2 separate regions of the Homo sapiens genome follow, and region 1 is linked to region 2. A link is a contact called in ENCODE Hi-C data. All regions are on one chromosome and are shown on one strand. Each heading gives the region's core, a stretch centred on a gene start or an enhancer-like site at or near the end of the contact. The rest is flanking DNA. Distances are from core to core; before and after follow the strand shown. Region 1 holds the start of BRINP1 (BMP/retinoic acid inducible neural specific 1). Region 2 has its middle 320 kb from the start of LINC02578.

Evidence for each region. A loop is a pair of places that touch in the nucleus more often than their neighbours do. Pooled maps may share reads with other maps.
Region 1: a map of mammary epithelial cell shows a loop between it and region 2 (6-fold over the local background). The contact joins the promoter of BRINP1 here to the enhancer-like site in region 2. A Hi-C loop is called at or near these places in 2 of 168 maps with a recorded cell type or tissue (heart left ventricle and mammary epithelial cell) and 6 of 50 pooled maps.

What each region holds. Positions count from the first base shown.
Region 1 is chr9:119,366,285-119,371,685 of GRCh38, forward strand. BRINP1 (BMP/retinoic acid inducible neural specific 1) reads right to left here and starts at 3,151. Exons shown (of 8, transcript NM_014618.3): 1 at 2,772-3,151. RefSeq lists enhancers at 2,550-3,071, 3,072-3,594, 3,595-4,115.
Region 2 is chr9:119,000,355-119,005,997 of GRCh38, forward strand. No RefSeq gene overlaps it. Among named protein-coding and RNA genes, the nearest start is that of LINC02578, 320 kb to the left of the region's middle. Within about 2 kb of position 4,382, at least 12 of the 41 ENCODE cell types and tissues checked have a DNase peak (open chromatin) inside an H3K27ac peak, as active enhancers do; they include heart left ventricle, where a contact is called at or near this core.

The DNA of each region.
Region 1 (5,401 bases), core at 1,901-4,400, 360 kb after region 2:
GCCTGAAGTATTTGCACTGGTAGATGGGTGTACATTTTGCTCTCTGGAAACCAGTGCATTCCTTAATAAAAATCTTAGATACAGACCAGACACTTTGCTGGGTTCTGCCTACCAGTCACACTCAGTACTGGGTCCTTGCTTGTCGGTAATTCCCTAAAGACATTGGAGAAGGAATCTATGTTCTCTCTCTGTCTCTCTCTCAGTCCTCCCCCCACCACCGTGTGTGTGTGTGTGTGTGTGTGTGTGTGTGTGTGTGTGTGTGTGTGTGTGTGTGTGTCTTTCGGGAATAGTGATTGAGGCATTGGATCTTTTCTCTTCAGGGCCATGTTTCCAGATAGAAAAACCCTGAAATGCATCTCTGAAAATGTGAAGTTTGATGAGGGAAGACAAGCGATTGTCTTGGTAGGGGTCATGGTGGCAGGTTGGCAAGATAGGGGTGGGAGCAATATACAGTCCTAGAGTGTATATTGCTGGGAGGAGTGGAAAGGGTATTGATCTAGCTGATTGATAAGCCTAGATTCTAGTCCTGGGCATGCCACTAACCCACTACTGAATGTTGGGGAATTCTCATTCCCTCTTTAGGCCACAGAGTCCTGCCTTTCTGCTCTTTAATATTCCTTCCAGTTTCGATCGTCTGTGAATTAGGAAAGAGAGAAAATGAGGCAGTTCCCAAAAATGGGTCTCCTCCTTGGCCCTAGTACCCCCTACCCAAGATAATCCAGGGAGCTCTGCCCTGACATGAGTTTCCTGAAGGAGATTCTCTGTGGCTATGTGAAGGCTTCAGCCTGAGGTATCAGCCTCTGGACAGAGAATGGTATGTCTGCAAGTGCCTGCAGGTAGAACCCACCCACTAGGGCAGGTTCCTACAAATACATGTTTGCTTTTATCTCTCCCCAGAATATGAACACATGTGTGTGTGTGTGTGTGTGTGTGATTGATATATATATATATATATATATCTTCCTAGAATATATGTGTACATTTTTTAGGCCAAATATATTTCTACTTTTTTCCCCTAAGAGGGCTTTTCAGCGGCCCCTCCGTGCTGAGCTAGACAAGAGGCTGTGTCCCAGCGTCACAGCCCTTGTCTTCTCCTAGCCTCCCTGCCTGAGAGCAGAACGGCTGCCGCTTACCTTGAGAAAGTAACAGCTGCCGAGTCTGGAAGCCATGCTAACAGCAGTAAAACTCAGCATTTTTGCTGAGTAGGGCAAGCCTTTAAGAGGCAGCTGGGAATCAAATCAATGGCTGGCCCCAGAGCCCAAGCCCAACAGTACCAAGCCAGGGTGGCCAAGGGACCTACCTAAAGAGCCTCCCAGGAGATGGAGGAAAGAAGAAAGAGGGCCTTGACCCAAACTACCTTCCTGGCTGAGATTCCTCCACCGCCCCCCTGCCCTTGGCAGTATTTTGGAGCCAAGTGAGAGACGCGAGGTGCAAACCGACAGCAGTTTAAGTCAATTACTGCCACATTCTGTCATGGGTTCCACACTCACAGCCCCTTTTCAAATTGTAGATCTCCCTCAGTACTGAAACACTCTCTCTCTCTGTCTCCCTCTCTCTCGCTCTTGCTCTCTCTCTCTCCCTCTCCACCTCTCTGCCTTCTCTCAATATCCCCCTAACTCCAGGGGAGCCATGGAGAGGCATATTTAGGGAGAGACTCTCTGGGGGCTTCCCCGCCTGAAATGGGGAAAGAAAGACGAATCTGTCTTAGGAAAGTGCCCCATCCATCTCCTTCCATATCATCCACAGCCGCCCCAGATGAAATTTCCTCTGAGACCCTTTGCAACTGTGATGGATGAGCAAGTCCCCGAGGACGCTTTCTCCTTTCCCCTGAGGGGGATCCATGCAAACTTGCCAGATCCTCCCCAAAACCAACAGAAGCCGGAGGGGCTCTGTTGATTGCAAACGGGGATGCAGGGTAAATCCCTATCCCAGACTTTCCAAGCCCCAGATAAGGAGCCCACCGCTGACTTCCCCCTTTCTCTGTCACCCACTATCCAGTGTCTCCAAATTCCCATCAGAATCTTGGAGTCTGCCCAGTGTAGAATTTAAAGTGACAGCGTCTCATTTGCCTCGGGGGTTGGCCATGTCTCTTTCATATTAAGCTGTGGGTCCCAGTGTAGCAGGATTCCACCGTTTGGAGGAATTTTCCTTCAAGCGTACCAACATTGGGCTAAATAAGGTGCCATCTACAGCCCCATAATCCTCCCCAAACCCCAAGCCCAGAGCCCCAAGAGGAAGTCCACAGCGGGTTTCCCGGTGACTACGTGATCCTATAGTAAGGGTCCCATTCCGTGTAAGCTGGAGAGACCTAATTAAAAAGACACACGAGGGCACACATACAAACACATACGTACAAACATGCACACACACATCGCGCCGTAAGTAGGTTATAGGACCTCTCTCTCTTCACCCCTCCCTTACACACACGGACACACACACACACCACGAACACACGCATCAAACGCAAACGACGCCGCACACGCAAACACACTAGCACCACATCAAGTTCCCACCATGGTGCACACGTCGGGAGCGCGCGGGGACACACACGCCACTCACTCAAACCCGCAATTAGCCCTTTGAGCCCCAGGCACAGGAACCCCCTCCCTAGAACTGGAGAAGACTTGGAGGCGGCGGGGCGGCCAGGTGAAGAGCGGACAAGGGTGCCGGTAGGGGGAGGGGCAGAGGAGCGCGGGGACGCCCCGAATGCGGCCCGGGGCCGGGTCCAAGGGCAGCGGGGCTGCGGGGCGCTGCACCCGGCGCCGCCTTACCTGGAGTCAATGTCCGTCTTTGGCGGAGAGCTGCGGGAGGACGCTTTTTATTCGGCTCGGTGGGAACTTGGGAGAGCCCTGCGTGCAGCTCGCATTCCGGGCACGGCGCGGGGACTGCAGGCGTGGGGGTACCTGGCTCCTAGCAGCCTGGCTCATACTCAGCCGTAAAGTCCCCTTCGCTGGTCCCGAGGACAGGCATGAATCCCGGCTCCGGAAGGCGGTCACTACTCCCTCTGCCTCCCGGCTCTCTCGCTCTCGCTCTCGCTGTTGCTCGCTCGCTCTCTCCCTCTCTCGCGGGTTCGCTCGCCTGCGCTCTCCTCCTCCCCGCGCGCCAGATCAGTTTGCAGCCGTGGGGTCCGGGAGCGAGGCGGCTGGCGAATGGAGAGGGAAGTCCAAGTGCGCCGCGGTCTCCGGGCGGGGAGCGGCGGAGGCCGGGCTACGCCGGGGGAGGGACTTAGCCGGCGACGGCCGAAAATGAATGGGGGAGCGGCGGCCGGGGGGCGGGGAGGGAGGAGCTGAACGCCGGGGTTGCTTCCGAGGAGTGTTTTGTACATCTTTAGGCGGAGGAGGAGGAGAAGCGAGAGGAGGAGAGACGGGAGGCCGCCTCGAGGGAAGGGCGGCCCGGGTGGGCTGGGGCTGAGCCGTAGGGAGTTTCGTGGGTCTGGGGCGTGTAGGGTGTTGTGTCTATGCGCACGAGCATCCAAAGGGACCGCGCATACGCGCAAACCCGGAATCCTGGTGCCCTTAAGCGTGACTGTACTGTGTGTGTCGCGAGTACCTGAGTGTTTCTGGGGCGGCAGGTGTTTCCACGGCCGCGTGGATCCATCGAGTGTGGGTTTTGTCTCGGGAGTTGCCCGTGTGGGTCCGTTTGTGTCTGCGCGTCTCTCTGTGAGTGTTTGACACTGTTTGTTTCTCTCGGTGTGTAGGCGAGAGCCCACGTAACCTCCCAGAATGAAGCAAGAGCTTCTCTACGTAGGCAGGATGTAGGAGGGAGAAGCTGAGGGGACACGAAGTTCTCTGGAGACCACCAGAGGCGGGGAAGGGGCGAGGGTACAGGGACTAAGACATGAAAATAAAAAGCAAAATACTCTGCAATCAGCCTGAATGCAGGCTGGGGCTGCTAACATAGGGCCTCTTCCTGAAGCAGAAAATAAAGCCCTCGTATGATAATTCCCACACAGCGCACATTTGGTATGTTTGTTTACTTTGCTTCCCTTCTGATTTAAACCAAATCAGCAATGCAGATCCCTAGTCCCCTGAAGATTAGGCAAGAATAGAAAGCATTAAGGCTACCAGATGGAGGGGCAGGAAGTCATAGGAAAAGGTGTTGGAATATGTAAAAGAGCCAGATTCAGTAGAAGTGCAGGCTCCAGAGAGGTTGGAGTCCTGTAGCTGTCTGGTCTTGGTGAAATCACTTACCCCTTAAGCCTCAATTCCTTGTCTGTTTAATAGAATAATAATATATCTACCCATCTAATAGGGTTGATGTGGAATTGTAATGAGTTAATATATGCAAAGGCACTTAGACTGCTCATGAGTTAATGTATGCAAAGGCACTTAGACTGCTCCCTGACACCTAGTGAGTGCTCAGTGCATGTTGTCTGCTTTTATGATTGCCATTGTATGTTTTTTGTTTGTTTTTTAATTCAAAGGATGATAAGAGAGAGATGTGACCACCAGGGAGGCCTAGAACAATCTAGGAGCCAGTGAACTAATTGGAGGAAGAGGAGTCTTGAAACAAAATGGAAGAGAAATGTTTGAGTGATGAACTGGGAACTCGGGAAAAATTATTTAATCGACAAAGAGAAAGGGAGAAAGAGAGGAGAAGACATCGAGCTAGCCAGAATGATCCTGGGTCTCAGAAGGTCAGGACTGAGGGGAGAGGAAAGGGAGAGGAGGAGCAGCCAGTGCAGAGCTTCTCAGCCTTCACTGGAATCCCAATGAGGAGGAGTCAGCACCACGGACAGCTCTCCAGCCACAAACCCAGTCAGCGATTTCTATTTTCGCCTGGTGGAAATTTCTCCCTTTTTTCTTGGGCAACTTTCTCTTTCCCTTGGCTTCTGGTCCAGGTTCAGGTCTTGAACACAGGTTCCCCAGGTCAGTTCTGACTTTGATTCTGACCACGAAGAAATACGCCCACCACACACACTCCTTCTCCCACCCACCGCGGTATGAAACCCCAGGTCACTATCTCTTGCCTCTCCTCCTTTCTTTCTTTTCTCTCTCTCTCTTTCTGTCTGTGCCCCATTCCTTCCTTTATTCGTCCCTATCTTTCTCTTTGTTTCCCCATCATCCCCCAGCTGAGATCTACTTCCATGACTGTTAGTAGGCAACAGCTGCCCTGCTGATAATGCAGTTCTGAAATCAATCTGAGACAACGTAGTCAGGCAACTTCAGGTGAAGACCAAAGTTCTGACTGATTCTTCTTAACCCTTTCCTTGTAATCAATCTCCCAAGATGGGTTGTGGTCTACATACCTTAGAAAGTGGGGACTTAATGCTTTGGAATACTGTCCAGTCTTTCTCTTCCTCACCCCACCCAGTCAATATTTCCCTAAAGAAAAAAAGAGCTCTTCTAGTTCCAACCAATACTACACAGAGAGAAAGAGGAGAGAGAATTTTGAACTTTTA
Region 2 (5,643 bases), core at 3,132-5,631:
GTTGGTGGTGGGGATGACTAGGATACACAGACAAGAGGCACAAGCCCCCAAGCAAGGATTAATGACTCCCGTTACCTTAGCTGAAGTTCTGCTAATAGAGCAGAGAATACCCAGATTGATCTAAATTGAGAGACTGCCGGGCTCAACTATTCATCAATGGGTAAAGACAGAGCACAGCAATGAGACCTCATTCACTATTTCAAGACAACTCCCTTTTACAGGTTGAGAAAAAAAATCAACATAGCCCCTTTCAGGTTTGTCACTTTAGTTTTATGGATGTCTCCAAACCGTAGGGCATTGTAGCTGAATGAGCCCACAGAATTTAACTAATCTAGCTCCTTCACTCTAGAGTACATGGAAACTGAGGCTTATAAATAAATGAATTGTTCAAAGTTCCAGGGCAACTCAAGGGAGACCTGGTCAGTGCTTCTCACTCTAGAGTTGTTTTTCGTGTTCGTTTGTTTGCTGCCCTAGCCTGTCCCATTGAGACAATCATTCTTTCATTGATAATGATTAGGGGTGGCCTGTGATAAGCACTAGGAAAACAGAGATGAAAATCTGTGTGTGAGTGAGTGTCTGTGTGGTATATGTTTACTCATAGCTGAGAAAGACATATACCCCTCAGCAAACTGGGGAAGTAAAAAAGGATTGAACCAGAGAAGGTATAGAAATATTCACTAATTTTATAAGGATTGCAGTGAAGGGGCACCTAATCTGTATGGCATTAGAAATGGTCAGGAAAGGCCTCGGGAAATAGTTGATGACAAAGCTAAGAAGAAAAGGTGTAACTAGGAGAAGAGGAACAGGACATTGTTTCCAGAGAGGGATGCAAAAAGGAATGAAATCAGTCATTCCTTCATAGAAAGCATGGACCCCACAGTCAGAGAAGTCAGACACACTCAACTGCAAAGGCTGTCCAGATGCATTTTAATATAATACTGTCTGCCTTACTCCCAATCCTCTGCTCAAATAAGACTGCTATTAATTCAACCTTCAAGACAAAGAATACCAGACACGGGGAAGTCGAACAGGGAAGTTGAACAACCTTCCCATGTTGTGTAATAAGTACGAGACCTTAAATTCAAAACCTCGCATCCTGACTCCAGATTCTGTGCACAGTCTTAACTACCTTAATTACCACGCAGCATGCTTCTCTGAAATCAAAACCACTAGAAAGTGAGTCTACCTTACATAGAAACATAATTCCAGCGAAAAGCATGCAAAAAGTTCAGTTTGGCATTTGAAACTAAAATGCATTAATATATTTAACTTATATAGTCAGAATTTATTTAATAATTTTAACTGAAAGCTAATTCATAAAATGATGAGAAAATGAACCAGGCCTTGATTTTTTGACAGTAATTTTTCTGACAAAATTGTATGATCAAATGAAATGAAATCCTTCACTTTGCATTTAACTTTCATATCATAATTAGGAGAAAAGGTAATTTTTGTAAAAATATTTGAGAGATTCATCATTTTTCTTCTGAGCCTTCTCCTAAGCTTTTGATATTCAAATATTTCTCTTTTGAAGCTTCTAATCATCTTCCATGTTGATTTTCTTTTTTTCAATTGTTAATTGGTTTAACTCAGCCAAATCCTTATTTGCGAATGGCTTAGGATGTGATTTTAGCAAATCTTAGCATCACTTTCATCAACTTCATGATATTGTATAGCTTTCACAGGACTACAATTTCACTTTACAAGTGAAATGCATTGTATTCTCATTATGATGCTAGTGCTCAAAATATTTTATAAAATCATGACAGCCTAAACGACAACAAAAAGTTTTTTTATCAGATGGGAAGAAATGGAGTAGACGCCTAGGCAGAGGTTAATTTTTTTTTTTTTTTTTTTTTGGTTTTTGTTTTGAGACGGAGTCTCGCTCTGTCGCCCAGGCTGGAGTGCAATGGCGCGATCTCCGCTCACTACAATCTCTGCCTCCCGGGTTCACGCCATTCTCCTGCCTCAGCCTCCCAAGTAGCTGCGACTACAGGTGCCTGCCACCATGCCCGGCTAATTTTTTATATTTTTAGTAGAGACAGGATTTCACCGTGTTAGCCAGGATGGTCTCGATCTCCTGATCTCACGATCCGCACGCCTCAGCCTCCCAAAGTGCTGGGATTACAGGTGTGAGCCACCGCGCCCGGCCGGCAGAGGTTAATTTTATAACAATAGTTTTATTGAATATTTTTGTGTAATGAAGACATTAGCACAATCATAACTAACTGAACTTAAGTAATAAACACGTATATAACAAGGATTCACATATATGCAAATGCCTTGAAATTCCCAAGGGTCTCAGAGCTGCCAAAGTAAAAAACAGGACCCCATCTGCTCAATTTGGAAAAAGGAACATCTTGGGGGAAAAAAAGCAGAAAAAAGATTTTATAAATAGAGTTGTATTTTTTATGTACATTCACTGTATATAACACAGCTCCTATTAGTGTATATCATCAAGTTTATGTGGAGTACAGATTTTTTCCAGCACTTTGATGACTGAGTACCTGCTGTGAGCTGCCCAGAGACAGTGTTTTTCTTGGGAGTTGAACTACACACAAGCTCAATAACTTGAAGTTCCCTTTGCCTAGAGTGGATAAAGGACTTTTGAAATTCACTACCTTGCAGGCACCATCCTTCTCCCAGTGAAAAATAAATAATTAGCTCTGTCTTCTTGATCTGAAGCTCACATTTAGAGCTAGGGAGCAGACATTTTAATGAAGAAACTGAATGACATCAGTGCTATCCACCGGTAATTCTTGGTTTAGAGGGTATCCCAAAAGTCCAGTTAATTCCTCATCGTCAACGAAGACAAGTAACAGAGACGTATTCTTCAATTCAAGGAGAGTAATGTTGGTGTAGAGATTCTCTCCTCCCTGTTATGCCCAGTGCCTTTCTACAAAGCTGGTTTGTGTGCAAAGAGCTGGCCATCTGTTGTGTCTGGGGATGCAGTGCATATGTCTGAGCATAGAAGAAATTCAGACTCTCAGTTTTACAGAACTGAATTCCAGAATTTTTTATGTCAGGAGCTTCCTGGAGCCAAGAAGTAAAGGAACAAATGTTTTCAGTGGACTGTTCTTTCAGTTTACATGTTAGGCTTGGAATCCATAAACCCCTCTATTCCCAAACTGTGACTCAACTCTGCTCAAGTCCACACATTTTTATTAAGTGTATCATTTGGTTTTTACCCATCACCATAAGAAACAGCACACACATAAACAGGCATGGGTATGCATGTAGACACATACACACTCACACACCCACCTCCCCTGCCCACACACACACAAACTCCAGCTTTCATTTGCTGTACAGGTTGTATATTCTAGGCACTGTGGTAAAATGTTTTTGTTCCTTACCTCTTAATACATACACCAACTCTGGGAGGAAGGTGTTTTTATTCCCACTCTACCATAAAGAAACTGAGGCAAGCAGGGTTAAGAAACATACCCGAAATCACAGCACTAACCAAATCTATGGAATTACAATTTGAAACCAGATTTCCCTGACTTCAAAGCCTATAATCTAAAGTTTTGTCTTTTTATGAAACATGATATGTGTGTGTGTATGTGTATAGTACTATTAATATAAAATATATGAAATATGTAAGAGGTGAGAACATCAGCTTTTTGGGAATATATTGGTGTAGGGATTCATTGAAGTCTGAGCTCATAGACTCTCGGAATTACAAGGGACATCAGATGACCTTAAATTACCCTGCACACAAATATCTGCACTGGACAGTAATCAGAAAGGGTGATTCCAAGAGCCTATTTCAACTGTGGGATGTTATTATCTTAATTATTACATGATATCAGTTGCTCCTTTTCAGATTACAGCATCTATACCTCCAGGGGTGTGCCAAGAATCAATGTTACAGGATAATAAGTATTCCAAAAGCTGTGTTAAAACAAAAAGAGACATATTGCTCAATTTAATGCAAAGTTTGCATGGGATGTTAACATAAAACAGGACTTTAAATCCATTTTGTACCTTTAGAATTCATTTCGAGCTACACTTCCTTAGATTCCTATGCATACATACTTAGGGCCTTGTGTCATAAAATTTTGTGGGAGAGGAGAAGTGATGAGCAAGCTCTCAAATATCATCTGACTAAAATTATTTCACTATCATTTCTAATTCACAGAATGTGTTTCCATATTTTGAGTTGAGATCTGCCTTTCCTTCCATCTCTAAATATTGAAAGTCCCTCTGTTGTAAATGCCCAATCCTTTTACTAAACATAATTTTCAGAATAGGATATAATTCTCTCTTTGTCCAGCCAAAGTCTTGAAGCAGATTTTATCTGGGCAGTCAAGTGGTTCCTCAGTCATATTCAGATCATTTGACCAGTGCAACTCGCTACTCTGAACCATGTAGAATCCAAATTACACAACCTTCCTGGCACAAAGCCAGCATTCCACCAGTTCTGTGACCCAGGGAAGGCCATTCCTTTTATGGTGCCCCAGTCTCCTTTTCTGGACAGCATGAAAAATGCAAACTGGTCATATCTAATGTTGACTGTTCTAGTTGGTGAACAGAAGCCCAGAGCTATGACATTTTAGAGCACTTGACCTTGCCCTGGAAGTCAGTGTCCTACAGCATTCCTGCGCCTCTTTTAAAATAATATAGCATCTGCAATCTCTGAAATGAGCCAGGCCTCCAATTCCATTATATCTCCTGCAGGCTAATATTTTTTCTGTTTAATTGTTGTGAGTAAATTTCAGAATTGAGCAACTATGTACGAGCAGCATCCTGAGTAGGATGAGGCACTGTTCTCTCCAATAAAGGATAAAGATCTAAACAATAAGCTAGGGATGGTTATGCCGTAAAGAGTCACCTTTGACCTCCTAGAGAGTGTCATAATGCAACAAAAAAAGTTTCATAAGTGGGAGAAATCCATGTCCCAGGGCTTTAATACTCTCCACCATCACTAAGTAGCTTATCGACACCAGCCAGTCCTGGCTAAAGAAACTGCAAGGACAAACTCTCTCCTGGCATTCCAGCCTCTCCATTACCCAGTCCATTGCCCTTCCTAGTCTAGTCTCCTCCTGCATTCCAATGCTCCTTCCTGTTTCTTGAACATGCATTCATGCCTCAGCACATTTGCAGGGGCTGTTTTCTCTGCCTCAGATGCTCTCCCTCAGCTTGGCAAATTCCCTATTCATCCTTCCTGATCCAAATTAATTAAGCTTGAGCTTTGGAGACACATTGAGCTGGGTTTGAATTCTTACATTCTAATTGGTGTGTGACTCAGGTAAACTATCTCTGAATTTGTAAATTGAGTACAACAATAATTATGTTATATAATTGCTGTGATTAGCACATTAAATGAAATTTTTGAAATTATTAGTAAAATGCTTATCACATAGTTGACACATGGTTATTTTTGTTATTTTAATAGCATTTTTATTGAATTTGAAACAGTATCTATCTCACTCTTAATTCCTTATTCTTAATTATTATCCAATAATAACACTTCTAGTATTCTAAACCAGAAGTTGGCAAACTATTTTTCTGCAAGGGACAAGATAATAAATATTCTAGGCGTTGTGGGCCATAAGACCTTTGTCATAACTACTCAACTCTGCCAATGTTGCATAAAAACAGCTATGGTCCCGGCTAAAACGGTGAAACCCCGTCTCT